Regions from separate parts of the Homo sapiens genome. Here regions 1 and 3 are each linked to region 2. The links are chromatin contacts, found by Hi-C or POLR2A ChIA-PET in ENCODE. All regions are on one chromosome and are shown on one strand. The core of a region is the stretch at or near the end of the contact, and the rest is flanking DNA. Distances in the headings are between cores, read along the strand shown. Region 1 holds the start of SRSF1 (serine and arginine rich splicing factor 1). Region 2 holds the start of UTP18 (UTP18 small subunit processome component). Region 3 holds the start of DGKE (diacylglycerol kinase epsilon).

The links. A loop is a pair of places that touch in the nucleus more often than their neighbours do. ChIA-PET counts read pairs that join two places held with the same protein, here RNA polymerase II (POLR2A). Pooled maps may share reads with other maps.
Region 1: a loop to region 2 is called in a map with no recorded cell type, with 21 times the contacts of the local background. The contact joins the promoter of SRSF1 here to the promoter of UTP18 in region 2. A Hi-C loop is called at or near these places in 2 of 37 single-sample maps with no recorded cell type and 8 of 50 pooled maps.
Region 3: a loop to region 2 is called in a map of naive thymus-derived CD4-positive, alpha-beta T cell, with 16 times the contacts of the local background. The contact joins the promoter of DGKE here to the promoter of UTP18 in region 2. A Hi-C loop is called at or near these places in 1 of 168 maps with a recorded cell type or tissue (naive thymus-derived CD4-positive, alpha-beta T cell), 2 of 37 single-sample maps with no recorded cell type and 9 of 50 pooled maps. POLR2A ChIA-PET finds 5 or more read pairs at or near these places in 2 of 52 experiments (A549 and activated CD8-positive, alpha-beta memory T cell).

What each region holds. Positions count from the first base shown.
Region 1 is chr17:58,004,600-58,009,529 of GRCh38, reverse strand. SRSF1 (serine and arginine rich splicing factor 1) reads left to right here and starts at 2,284. Exons shown (of 4, transcript NM_006924.5): 1 at 2,284-2,586; 2 at 3,003-3,187; 3 at 3,557-3,729; 4 at 3,930-4,930. The coding sequence starts at 2,393. The coding sequence ends at 4,124. RefSeq lists enhancers at 1,933-1,982, 1,931-2,649, 2,773-2,822, 3,093-3,142, 3,474-4,673.
Region 2 is chr17:51,257,288-51,262,346 of GRCh38, reverse strand. UTP18 (UTP18 small subunit processome component) reads right to left here and starts at 1,801. Exons shown (of 14, transcript NM_016001.3): 1 at 1,421-1,801. The coding sequence starts at 1,762. It overlaps MBTD1 (mbt domain containing 1), which reads left to right and starts at 2,298. Exons shown (of 17, transcript NM_017643.3): 1 at 2,298-2,512; 2 at 3,141-3,204. RefSeq lists an enhancer at 731-780 and silencers at 1,251-1,440, 1,791-1,900, 2,241-2,560.
Region 3 is chr17:56,830,623-56,835,635 of GRCh38, reverse strand. It overlaps DGKE (diacylglycerol kinase epsilon), which reads right to left and starts at 1,485. Exons shown (of 12, transcript NM_003647.3): 1 at 1,376-1,485; 2 at 377-858. The coding sequence starts at 840. C17orf67 (chromosome 17 open reading frame 67) reads left to right here and starts at 1,716. Exons shown (of 8, transcript NM_001085430.4): 1 at 1,716-2,018; 2 at 2,294-2,738. RefSeq lists enhancers at 32-629, 361-760, 1,229-1,826 and silencers at 1,151-2,220, 2,194-2,488.

The DNA.
Region 1 (4,930 bases), core at 1,035-3,534, 6.7 Mb before region 2:
CATCTGTAGATATACCGAGGATCTACGGCCACAAGACCAAGCATCCCTGCTCATTTCAAATTGAATTTGTATTTTGGGGTCACCGAGAAACATTTGTAAAATATATTTCATCAGCTTTTAGAATTAAGAAAACATGTCCTTCTCCTGAATGACCTATTTACTTTTATCCCAAAGGCACTTTGGATTTTGAATACACAATACTTCTGTACCCTTCTTTACCGTGACTTCTGGGAAGACTAAAGTAAAATTTGCAATCTATCTCAACAAATTCAACGGGCTTTCACTGCAGGCATTTTGTATAGTAATTTATGCGTATTTCATTTAATCCACCCCTCATTTTCCCATTCCTCTGATTTCTTACTCTAGCATTTTTTTTGTGTGTGTGTGAGATGGAGTCTTGTTCTGTCACCCAGGCTGGAGTGCAGTGGCGTGATTTCCGCTCACTGCAGCCTCCACCTCCTAAGGGTTCAAGAGATTGTCCTGTCTCACCCTACCGAGTAGCTGGGATTACAGGCACGCGCCACCATACCCAGCTAATGTTTTGTATTTTTAGAAGATACGGGTTTCGACATGTTGGTCTCCGACTCCTGACCTCAGGTGATCCGCCCGCCTCGGCCTCCCAAAGTGCTGGGATTACAGGAGTGAGCCACCACGCCCAGCCTCATCTAGTTTTCATGTTTTATGGTATCTCTGTAAGTTGCCTCACATCCTTGCGGAAAGGGACTACTGTAAATAAATAACATGAAGAAAATTATCCCTTAAATTCAGTGTGTAGATCTGTTATGGCAAATTTATGACTGCAGGGTTTGATTTTAATTTGTTGTTGTTTCCCCCTCCTTTTTTTTTTTTTTGGAGGAGTCTCACTCTGTAGCCCAGGCTGCAGTGCAATGGCGCCATCTCAGCTCACTGCAACCTCCGCCTCCAGGGTTCTAGCGATTCTCCTGCCTCAGCCTCCCGCGTAGAGTGGATTACAGGCGCCTGCCACCAAGCCCGGCTAATTTTTTGTTTTTTCAGTAGAGACGGGATTTCACCATGTTGGCCAGGCTGGTCTCGAATTCCTGACCTCAAGTGATCCAACCGCCTCGGCCTCCCAAAGTGCTGGCGTGAGCCACCGCGCCCAGCCTGATTTGAATTTTAATTCATTAGCGACGTTTAAAAATCCCAGGATTTCACATAAAAATCCAGATTTCAGACGTCGAAAAAAAATGTAAAATGTTATCTCCCAATGCCGCAGGCAAACAGGATCACAGTCCTGAATAGCAACCGCGGTATCTAGTGGTTACGGTTCTCACATCCATTTTGCTCCATTTTATTACCTGAGAGGACCGGTATTTTCAAAACCTGGTGTATCAGTAACTTTTAGGGAAAACTTTTGAAAAAAGGACTGCACACACGCACCCTTTCTTCCTTCTCGTTCTTTGAAAGGAAACAACAGAAACGATTCATTCTGCAGGCATTCTGCGCTAGTCCCACGGACAGGCGACTAACAAGAGATAAAAAGGTGTGGGTCCCATAGGCGGTACGGTGTTACCCCTTCTGGTTGGCGGGTACCACGTTGCCGGTCGGGATACGGACCCACTGCGACTAGCACTAGGAGTGCTGACCCGAGCTATGCAAAGTTCTGACGAGAAGGCGGAACGGTACTTAATGAAGAGGATTAAGGAATCTAAATCGGTTTCGCTAAATTAGACACATCTGTCTAAGCAGCCACGGTCTATTCGCAGCAGGGGCGGGAAGACAAACCAACGCCCCAGCTCTCCGTTCAATCACCCGCAACTCAGCTCTGGATTAGACGCACCCTACGAAGATACCCGGGTTTCCGGAGCAACCGCCCGGGCCGTCCCCCTTTGGCCCCGCCTCCGAGACTCTTTCCCGCCAAAGGCCGTTATCGCCGCAGAGCATGGTGGGACAACGCTTTAGGCTAGGTTTCACCAAGTGCTTTGAAGGCGCCGAGTTGCTTTCAAAGATCCTCATTCCTGGAGAAATCGACCATCCTTCAAGACCCGACCTGGATGACTAGCTCCTTTAACGAAAGTTCGTTATTTAACTTTTACCAAACGGCTGGTCACTCTGTTCGCAAACCACCCCAAGCTGGGAACGCGGGGGACTTTTTTACCCCCTTCGTGGGGAGGGTGACGTCGCGCGTGCGTGCGCGTGCGCTGAACGTAGCCCTCGCAGCACCCGTTGCGCTCCCGCGCGTGCGTGTTGGGATCGAATCGCTGTTTCCTTCCGCTTCTCTTCCTCTGTCTCCCCCCCATATCCGTGCGCCGAGCTGATAAAGGCGCCATTTTGGAGGGGCCGCGGGAGACGTGGTGCCGCTGCGGGCTCGCTCTGCCGTGCGCTAGGCTTGGTGGGAAGGCCTGTTCTCGAGTCCGCGCTTTTCGTCACCGCCATGTCGGGAGGTGGTGTGATTCGTGGCCCCGCAGGGAACAACGATTGCCGCATCTACGTGGGTAACTTACCTCCAGACATCCGAACCAAGGACATTGAGGACGTGTTCTACAAATACGGCGCTATCCGCGACATCGACCTCAAGAATCGCCGCGGGGGACCGCCCTTCGCCTTCGTTGAGTTCGAGGACCCGCGGTGAGGCGGCATGGGGCTTGCAGCCTTGAGGAAATAGGTCCGAGTAGTTGGGGAAGGCTCCAAGGCCTTAACATAGAGAACGGGGAAGCGGGGGCTCTTAGAGAGGTTGGGGCGAGACTGTATCGCCCATGCAGGAGTCGAGTAAGGAGCTGAGTTGATGTGGCTTCTCTGGCGCCTCGCCTTGGACGTCCCCGGAGCCCATTCGCAGGCTGGAGCGGGAAACTGAGGCGCTGAGGGCTGGTGTAGTGGTTGGGAGCCTGGCGTGTTTCTGGGTGGGGGAGGGGCCATTCCTATTATGCGGCGCATGTGGGCTCTTCCACGTTGGGTGCGCATGTGCGGGGGGTTTGCTGGTTCCCAACTGAGCGAGCTTCTCCTCCTGGTGTTTCTCATCCCTTTTACTTTCTGCGATCCCGCAGAGACGCGGAAGACGCGGTGTATGGTCGCGACGGCTATGATTACGATGGGTACCGTCTGCGGGTGGAGTTTCCTCGAAGCGGCCGTGGAACAGGCCGAGGCGGCGGCGGGGGTGGAGGTGGCGGAGCTCCCCGAGGTCGCTATGGCCCCCCATCCAGGCGGTCTGAAAACAGAGTGGTTGTCTCTGGTGAGTGTACTGGTTGTGTGGATTGATGTGAAGGGACGAAAACTACCTAAAATTTTTCTCTTGCGTGACAGGTTTAATAATTGCAAATTTTTCATGCTAGGTCTTAAATTGCTTTAGTTTTTGGGTGAATTTAATAAACGAGGATTGCTGCTGTGGTGATTTACCAAATTAGGTTGCGGTACTAGATACGAAGATCGTTACAAATAATTTTGGACTCTGGATTCCAGAATCTTACCAGCTCTCTTTACCTGGTATCACTTAAGTACACCTATTAAGTACTTTAAAGTACTCTTTGTCCTAATGTACCTTACCAGCTTAACGTGAAATTTAAGATAATTGGTACTAAGAAAAAAAAAATCACTTTTTCAGGACTGCCTCCAAGTGGAAGTTGGCAGGATTTAAAGGATCACATGCGTGAAGCAGGTGATGTATGTTATGCTGATGTTTACCGAGATGGCACTGGTGTCGTGGAGTTTGTACGGAAAGAAGATATGACCTATGCAGTTCGAAAACTGGATAACACTAAGTTTAGATCTCATGAGGTAGGTTATACACGTATTCTTTTCTTTGACCAGAATTGGATACAGTGGTCTTAACAGTGGAATTTCAAGGTAAGGATTCAGGCAAGGTTGTCCAAGTAAATTGCCAGATTTCTGGTTTTAGTTACATTGTATTCATTCAGCATGTCTGAAGATAGATGAAAGCTTAGATCTTTCAATGGAAAGTTCTGTCTATCCAATAGGGAGAAACTGCCTACATCCGGGTTAAAGTTGATGGGCCCAGAAGTCCAAGTTATGGAAGATCTCGATCTCGAAGCCGTAGTCGTAGCAGAAGCCGTAGCAGAAGCAACAGCAGGAGTCGCAGTTACTCCCCAAGGAGAAGCAGAGGATCACCACGCTATTCTCCCCGTCATAGCAGATCTCGCTCTCGTACATAAGATGATTGGTGACACTTTTTGTAGAACCCATGTTGTATACAGTTTTCCTTTATTCAGTACAATCTTTTCATTTTTTAATTCAAACTGTTTTGTTCAGAATGGGCTAAAGTGTTGAATTGCATTCTTGTAATATCCCCTTGCTCCTAACATCTACATTCCCTTCGTGTCTTTGATAAATTGTATTTTAAGTGATGTCATAGACAGGATTGTTTAAATTTAGTTAACTCCATACTCTTCAGACTGTGATATTGTGTAAATGTCTATCTGCCCTGGTTTGTGTGAACTGGGATGTTGGGGGTGTTTGTGGTTATCTTACCTGGGGAAGTTCTTATGTTTATCTTGCTTTTCATGTGTCTTTCTGTAGACATATCTGAAGAGATGGATTAAGAATGCTTTGGATTAAGGATTGTGGAGCACATTTCAATCATTTTAGGATTGTCAAAAGGAGGATTGAGGAGGATCAGATCAATAATGGAGGCAATGGTATGACTCCAAGTGCTATTGTCACAGATGAAATTGGCAGTATTGACCTTATACTAAAAGGCAGGGGTTAAAAATGATTATATACATTTTCCTTAAAACACTTGCAAACATTTTATTCAGTTGTCTTTAGCTACAATTGCTTTGCTTTTTAAACCTTGGCAATTGTGGCAAAATTATATTGCCCATTTTGTAGCAACTTATTTTGCTCCCTTCCCCCCATTTTTGTTTTAATAGGGACTAATGTGGGAAGAACTGGCTAATTTGTCACAGTGCTTAGTTACAACTGTTAATGTGTGACCTGCTGTTGGTGTACATGTGGGTAC
Region 2 (5,059 bases), core at 552-3,051:
TTTGGGAGGCCGAGGCGGGCGGATCACGAGGTCAGGAGTTTGAGACCAGCCTGGCGAAGATGGTGAAACCCCGTTTCTACTAAAGATACAAAAAAAAATTAGCCAGGCGTGGTGGCGCACGCCTGTAATGCCAGCTACTCCAGAGGCTGAGGCAGGAGAATCGCTTGAACCCAGGAAGTGGAGGTTGCAGTGAGCCGAGATGGCGCCACTGCACTCCAGCCTGGGCGACAGGGCGAGTCTAAAAAAAAAAAAAAATCTAAACCTAGACCACAGAATATCCCTTGAAGTGAGTTTGAGCTTCCCAAAACCAATGATAGAAATGTCCAAGTGGTTTCTACTTGCTCTACTACTAGTCTAATAGCCTTCAAACCCAACAGCTCCCACCTCCGTACACTGTTCCTTTTCCAGACGACAAAACCGTCGCACAGTTCAGCATGTTTCCAGTAATAGTTCTGTACTTCCCAAAAAGATTGCTGCCACTTCTCCTACAAGCACCCGAAGGCGGCTCTGGTAAGCAGCTGACATTAACTAGGTCAGCATTTGTGTAATAAACATGGCCTGGGTAATTCTCGGTGAGCTTTCCTCTGCCCCCTTTATCTAAAATTTCACAGGCCTCTACACACGCCCATCTCCCTTTCCCGAATGTCCTTTTTTCTCTTCAGCACTTGTCACCAACAAACCTGAAGTTTACTCGTTTATCTCCTCTATCTTGTCTCTGCCACTAGCACACAAGCGCCAAAAGGCAGGGATTTTTGTCAGTTTTGTCCATTGCTGTGTCTCCTCCAGTGCCTAGAACAATGTCCGGGACTCTCTCAAGAAAAGCCTGGTATAGAATTTAAAGGGATAGCAAAATGTGTGCAAAAAGTATGATCAATCACGCAGGGTTTGCCATTGCCAGAAAGGGTATCTGGCAACTAACAGGTTCACCAATATTTGCTAAATGAACGGAATACACGATCATTCTCAAAACATGGTGGGTCTCATAGTCACATGGGGACATAGTTACAACGGAGATGCCCAGGCCCGTGCCCACGAATTGATTCCATCAACGAAATCGAATTCCTGAATCACAAGGAACTGAGGCAGGTGATCAAAAGACCACCCTCAGTTTGGGAAGAGGCTAGCGGAGTCGAGCAGCAGCGAAAGATGCTCACGACCACAGTTCGCAAAGCAGATACCCGAGCAGCGGCGCCTCCAGGGGCGGAGAAAGACGCGGTCCCCGCCCTCCAGGCACTTTCAGTCTGGAGCAGGGAGGCGAGGGACCCGCAGCTGCGACCCTCCGCGCCCGCGTTCTCGGGCTCCCTCCCACCTGAGCGCTCCCCGCCGCCGCAGGTCGCCCAGGCTCCGCCCCCCGGAGCTTCACCGCCCACCGCGCGCCCCGCCCGAGTGCGCCCAGCCCGCGCGCCGCGGCCTCCCTCACCCTCGGGCCTCGCAGACGCCGCAGCAACGCGTCCTCGTCGTTCTCGACGTCGCCGAAGACCAGCTCCTCCAAGCACCGCTCCACGGCCGGTTTGTCCTCCTCCAGCCTCAGGCGGTTCCGCTGCCGGAGCCGTCTCTCTTCCTCCGCCGCCGCGACTGCAATCGCAGCGGCCGCCGCGCTCGGCCGGGCCGGCGGTTTCCGCTGGGATGAAGGGGCAGGCTTTTGGGGAGGCCCGCCTGGCCCCGCTCCGGCTTTCCAGTCCGGCCTCATTCCGGGCTTCCGCTTCGGCTTCGCTCCGGTTCTCCGGTCCAGTTTCATTCGTCTCCTCCGCTCCGGCGGCATCGTTAGGTTTGAGGAGAAACGCAGGCGCTCACGTGGAACCTCGCTGCGCATGCGCCCAGGCCCCTCGCGGGCCGCCGCCGCCGAAGCCCCGGGGGCCGGAAGGAGCCTGCGCAGCCTCTTGCCACGTGACCAGCACTCCCTCCCTCTACGTAACTCCCGCTCCCCTACCCAGCCCCGCCCCGTGTGGGAGTTCCTCCGGGAGGGCCAATCTTCCGGGTGTAGGGGGAAGCGGCGTGACTGGAGTGGAAAATTTTTCCAACACAATTTCGCAGCTGCAACATATTGAAAGGAGCGCAAGAAACCCCGACTATACACTGGGACGGCTGAATGGAACTTCTGCTTTTCCTCTTGGCTGTAACCACTTGACTTGACACAAGCCCCAATACGCTTTCCACCCTTCGTCTTGGTACGGTCCTTGGAGTACGGAGCCTGCAGAGGGTCCCACGGTGGAAGCGAGAGAGGAGGGTATGTAGGGAAGTGGGCCAATCGGGGCGCGGGTCACGGCGCAGGCGCGCTGGGGAGGGAGGGCTATGCTAATGTTGTTGATATCCTGGGGCCACCCGAGTTAAAGGGGGGAAATCCGGGGGCTGCTGCACCCGCCACCGGTCTGGGCCCAGCCGGGGGCCCCCTGTAGTCGCCGCAGTCCCGGGGAGAGGCACCTGCCCCCAGCCCGGGGAGGGGGCGCCGCGGGCTCGGGGAGCACGGACAACCCCTACCCATGAGGCCCTGATGGAAAACACAAAGGATCTGGTGAGAGCCGAGCGCGGCAGCCGCTTTGTGTGCCAGGTGGGGGGGACGCCTGCAGCTCTCCGACCCCAGGAACCCCGCAGCTCCCTGACCCCGCTCCCTGGCCTGCTTCTCCATCCCACGCCCTCTCAACCTCCGGAGCCCCCCTCCCCCTTCCAGCCGTTAAACGATTCAGGGGTTCCCCTCCCCCCACCCCGTCAGCCTTGGACTCGTTGGGGTTCTCTCCATCTCCTCCACCCTTTGGAAGAAAAATTCGAGAAGAAAGTTTTTCTCTGCGTCCTGCCCCCGCCCCCTGCTCTGGCTAGGGGGGAAAGGCTGGATCCGAGACTTTTCCTTTTTTAGCCACCCAGGGTGGGAGAGTGGAGTAGTCCTCTCTTCTTGGCGGGGAGGGGGAGCACAGTTTCGTTGCTTTGCAGGGGAAGGTGTCTATCTGCCTTGGGGGCAGTGCCGCGAGGCGGTTTGCACGTGGAGGTGGAAATATTGAAAGGGGGCGGGGTGGGCACGTGCGGGAGAGGTGGGAGTGGTGTTTGGGAAGCAGCCTCCAAGGCTGCATATTTAAAAGGGTTTCAAGTCGGTGGACTTCTGTGACCATTGCGTTCTCCTTTGTGAAATAAGAATCCTAACATTTCAGAGTCGGAAGAGACATTAGAGGTCATCCAAAGCAGCCGTCCCCTCTGCAGCCTCTCTGACAAGTGGTAGGTAGTCTGAACCCTGCTTACACCCCTAAAAGCACTGAGAGCTCACTACTGCCCAGGAAAGCCCATATTTCAGTAGTTCTAATTGTTGTCTGCCTACCCTTATTAGACCCTTCAGTCTCATTCATGTCCTGGTTAAGTTGCTCCTTTTTTTACTTCTCAAATTTTCTCTCACATCCTCCTCACCCACCCACTGCTCATTGGCCTATATTTTGTGTGCCAAGAAAGAACAGCAGGGAAGTGGAGGAAGGGGGGTTGAGAGATAGTGAGGGCTAGCCGAAAACTTTGCTGGGTCAGTGTCAAGTGTGCTGGCTTACATGCCTGAAGATGTTTTTCTACAGGAAGCTAAAGAATTACAATATGGGAATTTCGTGCCTGTTTTCTCTTAGGAGTGCATCTTTTTGAAGTTAGAAATTTCAGCGTCATCTCCGTGGTTCTTGTATCACAAAACACATTTGTTTATTACCTAAATCACTTCTAAGGATGTCTAAAACTGAAGTGGTTAGAAGCATCACCTGGTAGAGGGATGATTAGATGATTACCGCCCACACCCGTATTTGACCTGTGTTCCTCGGAAGCTAGTCTTTCCTCCAAGGGCCTCTCTTCCAAATGCTTTTACTCCTTCTTTTTTTTTTTTAAGTAACTATCTTTTATGAGATTTGAAATTTACGAACCATTTTAATACTTGTTTAGAGTTTACAATATTTTTAATTCTCCTTATATTAGCATGCACCAGTACTTATCACTGGGTGGTTGAGATAGTTGAAACTATTGTCACTGGGTGTTTTTCTAACATTCTCCTTCATTTGGTGAGCTATGCTGCCTCTAAAAGTAGTTTTATTGGCCTAAGAATCTTGGATATACCTATTACTCTCTAATGTGGTGAAGTGGGTGTCAAGACATAACAGGTATAATGTAGAAATAATGCATGTGATTTAAAAGCCAGCAAATAAATTTCACCTTAAGCCCCAGTCTCCTATTTAAAAGGTTAGACTCAATTTTTCTCTCCTCCTCTTATAACTTAGAGACTGTTGCTTTGCTCTTGTGGACTTAGACTGTTATTTTATTTTTCATTTGTTTACCTCAACACCAGAGTGTTTAGAAAGAAAATAGCTGTACTTTTTTTTTTTTTTTGCACCACCTCCTTCTCTGAATAACAAGTAGCTTCTATCTATCTAAAACCCCATACTGATTGCTTGTGAGTACCTTGCAAATTATGGCAACATCTGTCTTGAATAAGTATTTATTCATAGTGCCTTACGTTGTTGCGTCATGCTTTTTAACCATCCAGTTTCTAACTTTATGTAATGTTTGACATAAAATATTTCCTCTAAATCTACTCATTAGAATTCAGCTTGTGAAAAAGAATCAGTAGAGGTGTAATAATAGTGTTTTTAACATTTTAATTAATAAGGAGTTCCAAGTTTTTTTCCTGCTTACTTTAAACATGAACTGTCATGACTTAAGTTGACTGACTTTGGAGACATCTGCATTCTAAACATACTAGACAGGAACAACTGGTTTTATTTTTAAGACGCTGCCATATTCTTTAAAGCTGGTTATATGTTGACCTTATTATCTAAACCTTTCTAGATGTTCTAGTGCTGCTTTTGGTCCCTCAATAATGTTGAAAATTAAAACAACATTTTAAATTGTTTTCAAATGTAACATAGTGATCAAAGGAAAATATAAGCTATAGTTTAAAAGTGAAAACAACATATTAGGATAAATACTAAACCACTGAATTACTAAAAGCCAAGAGTGCTCAGTAGTCTGAGTAACCACATTCTAAAATTAGACAAGTGACATTCTTTGGGTTGCTCTTTGTTTCTCAGCTTTTCATCTTTAAAATGTT
Region 3 (5,013 bases), core at 236-2,735, 5.6 Mb before region 2:
AGGGAAAAGTTAATTTGTCCATATTTCATTTTTCCTTATTTAAAATAAGGAGATAATCGATAGGAACAAAAGCTAAAATATACAGTGGCCATGAAGCAGGCACCACTTAGAAACCTCTGTATTAACGTTAGGAGCCAAGTTTTATTACCCAAAAGGGCAGGCTGGCTGAGGAGTGGAGGCTGGATGCATCGTCTCAGCAAATGACTACTGCAAAGCTGCCACGCTTGCACAAACTCAGGGATGTTTATTTATTAGCTTGTTTCCTCAAAATGAGTTTAGGTCATCAGCAGAGATTAAAGCAGGCCTCTACACCACTCTATGAAATCCTGATTCCCACGGCGCATTCTGGGACAGTGAGTGTCCACGAAGACCATACCTGTAATCGCAAAGCTTGGGTTGACAGCCACACTGCTGCTTGCAAACCATACAGTAACTGCACAGGGGCACGTTGCCCCGGATCCAGTGGTGGGGCATGGCGTCCAGGACCTTGGTGTCATTCTTGAGCATAATCTCCTTGCACTGGAAGCGCTTGTCGGCCTTCCTGAGGCAGCCCTCGTCCACGCGGAGCCCGCAGCAGTCGCAGAAGGCGCCCTGCAGAATGTGCTGCGCGCACACGCAGCAGTAGGTGGGCTGGCTGAACAGGTCCGTGTCGCGCCACCCGTGCTTGCTCTTGCGGAAGATGTCCCTGCGGTGCAGCTGCCGGCGCGACCGCTGGAGGCTACACCAGAAGGTGATGAACACCGGCAGCAGGACCGAGCACAGCGTCCACAAGATCAGGTGCCCGTCCGCAAACAGGCCCTCGGAGGGCGAGCCCGGCGCCGGCCGCCTCTCCGCTTCCATCTTCTCCAAGGACGATACCTAACCAGAAAAGAAACAGGCGGTGCACCCCGAGCTCGCCATCCCTTCCCCGCCCCCTTCCTGCCTTTCCGGGGCCAAACCGGGCGCCCTCAGTGAAGGTGGCTCCGCTCTCCCGAGGGCGGGACTGCGCCTCGTCCCCCCGTCTCCCGGGACCTGCCGCGCCGAGAAGGCGACGTCCAGCCATCACGCTCCAATCCCCACTCCCCAACCCGCCCCACCTCGGGAGCGCGTCCAGGAGCCCAAGGCGGCTGCTGCTGCCGCCGCCGCCTCACCTTGCCGCCGGTCTGACCCACGGAAGGGCGCAACATACAGGGGCAAGCTGCCCTCCACCGAAAGGCCGGGCGTTCAGGCCAGGCAACGCCGGTCGGCGCCCGTAACCGTCGGCCCAGGCCTCGCACTCCCCTCCGGGGCGCCGTCTCCTCCCGGGCCCCACCCGCTCCCACGCGCGGCCCGGCGACCCTAGCCCCTCTCGGGAGGCCTCCGGAGACCTGCGCCGCGCCGGTCCTCGAAGCCCTACCTCGCGCGGGTGGAGGCGCGGCTCCGGGCCAGCAGGCCTTGGCCGCCTCGCGCAGGAGGAGAACGACGCTGGGCCGCCAGCAGGGATGAAGCCGGGCGGGGGAAACGCTTAAGGCTCCAGCCGCACGCACGCCGATCCGGCGCGCGGGGCCGCGAGCTGGAGGCGGGGCCTGTGGCGGCGAGCCCCGTGGCTGGGCGGAGCCAGGGCTGACGGGCGGGGCGGAGGTGTGAGGTGGGAGGGGAGACGGACCGGCCTGAGGGGGCGGGGCCGTGGAGGAGGCTGGAGACGGATGGAAGAGGCAGGGCACTGCGGCTGGGGGCGGGGCCTAGGGGAAGGGGGCGGAGTAACAGTGGGGCGTTTGAGAGGATGGAGGGTTGAATGCCAAAACTTCGTAATCGTAGAAAATTCTGGAAAGCCGCCGGCGGGGCAAGGCCACGAGGATCCTCCTCGCAGCACCGCGCCGCGCGGGGCCCAGGGGCCGCGCTCACGCCCGCCGCTCGGCGCAGACACGAGTGCCCCCGACTTGAGCCGAACCTCTAGCCGATGCCGGCGCCGCCGCCGCCGGGGATGCGTAAGCCGACTGGGAAGCGAGGGGGGGAGGCGGCCTGCGCGGCACCGCCCGACCTGGCCGCGGCGGGCTGAGGTAGGTGTGGCGGCCGCAGTAACGCAAACCTGAGGGCTCCTCCGCTGCGGAGCGGCGGGCGGGCGCGGAGGCCGAGGGCGAGCGGGGCAGCCGCCCGCTCGTCGCCGCTGACCCCGAGCCCGGCCGCGGTTTCCGCCCCCTGCCGTGGCGGGCGGGCCTCCCCTGCGCTACCCCCTCGCCCGCGCCCGCCAGCGCCCGAGGCCGGGGAGAAAGGGGAGCAGCGGGAGCCGGGGACTACCGGAGATGGGAGCACGCCTCCTGCTGCTGTCGTCCAGCCCCAGGTTCCGGAGGAATGCTCGCTCCCCGCTGGAGTCCTACCAGCCCAACACGGACCTGAGCCGCGACCACGCGGGCTGCAGCCTGCAGCACATCAGCTACCCGGAGAACGCGGACGCGGAAGCACCGCTGCTCAGCACCCCCGAAGAAACACGGAATCCAGAGAGGCACAGGCACCGCCCCGGCGCGCACAGCTGCACTCAGCGGCTTCCTTCCTACTACATACATACATAGGAGTGGGAGCCGAGGACCACTTGTTGCTTGCGGACTTCCTCTAGCATAAAAGATGGAAAGAAAACACACACCGAAGCAAGGGACCAAAGGAACAGAAAAGAAACGCAGAGATCATAGGAAAACTGCAAAGAAATACTTGATAATATCTTCCAAACGATTAGAGAAGACATAACATTCATTAAGAATACACATATAGATGTATATATACGTGTATGTGTGTATGTATATATTATTATGTGTGCATATATATGCATGTGTATGTGCGTATATTTGTATTAACTGTAGAAGATAAAGCTAGACACTAGTAAAAGTGGTAAAGCAGATTTTAATAATATACTATTGTAATAGGGAAGAAGGTACCTCGTGAACGGAACTGAACTTTGTGCAGAAGTGACTAGGTGTTTAAGAGGGAGGAGGAGGGAATGTGAAGGGGATGAGCAGGAACTCAGTAGTCAGGAAAGTGAAACTTGTGAAGGGTGGGTCAGTGTAAGTAAGGTTAGGCGACAGTGCCTGTTAGATGGCTGTTATGGGAGTCAGGGTCCTATCCTCCCACAGTAACTGGGAGATAGGCCCTTTGCTTCCTGGTGATTGCATGTTGGAGGAATGGCTTTCAGGTTCTTGAGAAGGATACTCCTGATGTGTAGGAGACATTACATCCCAGAGAGACAGAGGAAGGATTCACAATTGTTTAGTTTTTTGTTGTTGTTGTTAACTCTTTAAGAAAGGGACATCAGGGGCTGCTTGTAAGGTGTTGGCAATAGCCAACAGTGAGTTCTTTTGGCAGCTTTCCCAGGAAGATACTTTAGGGGGTCTGGGGTCATCCTATGGATGCAGCTTTGAGCAGTTAAAAACTATGTGTTTAGGCCGGGCGCTGTGGCTCACGCCTGTAACCCCAACACTTTGGGAGGCCGAGGCAGGTGCATCACGGGGTCAGGAATTCAAGATCAGCCTGGTCAAGATGGTGAAACCCCGTCTCTACTAAAAATACAAAAAATTAGCTGGGCATCGTGGTGAGTGCCTGTAGTCCCAGCTACTTGGGAGGCTTGAGGCAGAGAATTGCTTAACCCAGGAGGCGGAGGTTGCAGTGAGCTGAGATCGCACCAATGTATTCCAGCCGGGGCGACAGAGCGAAACTCCGTCTCAAAAAAAAAGAAAGAAAAAGAAACTGTGTGTTTAAGCGTTTTGATATAGGGGGAAGGATGGACCCGATCCTTTTTGCTGAAGTCTGCAGATTTCATAGGCCAAGGTGGAGGCCTAGTTGAAAAGGGGGCTCAGGGAAGCCTGGCTAGAGCTTGGTCAAGGAGGGGATCTTCATCAGTCGTACGTATGTACATGGCACGTGGACCTGCATAGACACGTGTTTGGTGGAGGCTGTCTTATACGGATTCTGCACAACTCAAGTCCCCTAATGGGAACAGACTTGGGGAGGTCACTCTTGAGGCTTTTTGTGGTATTGTGGCTACTGGGAGACCTGAGGAGGGTTCTGGTCACTAGCAGACTCATTTCATTCACCCCTTGGAATCTGCCCAGGACTTGGACTTCTGTGTAATAGTAACTTCACGCCCCAATGATCCTCCACGTTCCTTGCTGATGCTGTGATTGCTCCTCCAAGTTCTCCACCTATGTCCATCTGAGCACTTGGTATTTCTACTCTAGTGTCAAAAGGTCCTGTTCCCAAGTCTCCTCCCAAACATTTATTCCAATTTATCATCCAGATGCCCGTCCTTTGCCATCCCTCTCTGTTCCAGCAAAGGACACCACCCCTCAGGGAGATGCTCACAGTGGACTCCTTGTCCTCATCCTGACTCCCCTTTTCTCTGGCACCCGCAGGCCTCAGTGAGTCTCTCGGTCTCTGGCAGCAGCACAGGTCCTGGACTCGAGCCCATCTCTCCATCCCCCCCTCCACTACTCCCCTGGTCCAGCTGTCACCATTCTCACCCTTGAATGACTGTCACAGCCTCCCACCTGGTCTTCCTGCTTTACTATGTTCCCTGCAGGCTGCCTCTGAACTTTTATATTGAAATGAAACTCTTACTGTGGGGAAAACCCCTCCATTCTCAGACCCCTGGTACCCTTCACTCATTTACCACTCTGGCCATCGTTCACTGAGTTCAGGCCACTCTGGCCTCTGCATGGTCCTCACGCCCACCAGACTCATGCCCCCTTCAGGGCTATTGTCAGTTCTACCCCCTTTTCCTACAAAGTTCTTCCCTATGTCTTCGTTGCCCAGGTGCTCCCTCCCGACAGAGGCCTTGCTGACCACCCCTACCAAGATTGCCCCACATTTATGTAAATCCAGTCTGTTTAACTATTAGGGTGAGTGACCTCCATTCATACTTGATAAATAATTTACAGTTATCTAAATACAGTGCCTGACTCAACATAAAGACACAGAGGAAGTTTAAATGGAAAGTTTAATTCAGGTTACTTTTGTCAGGTATCTCTCTTACATACCAAAATAAAAATGTATAAATACAAAAAAAAA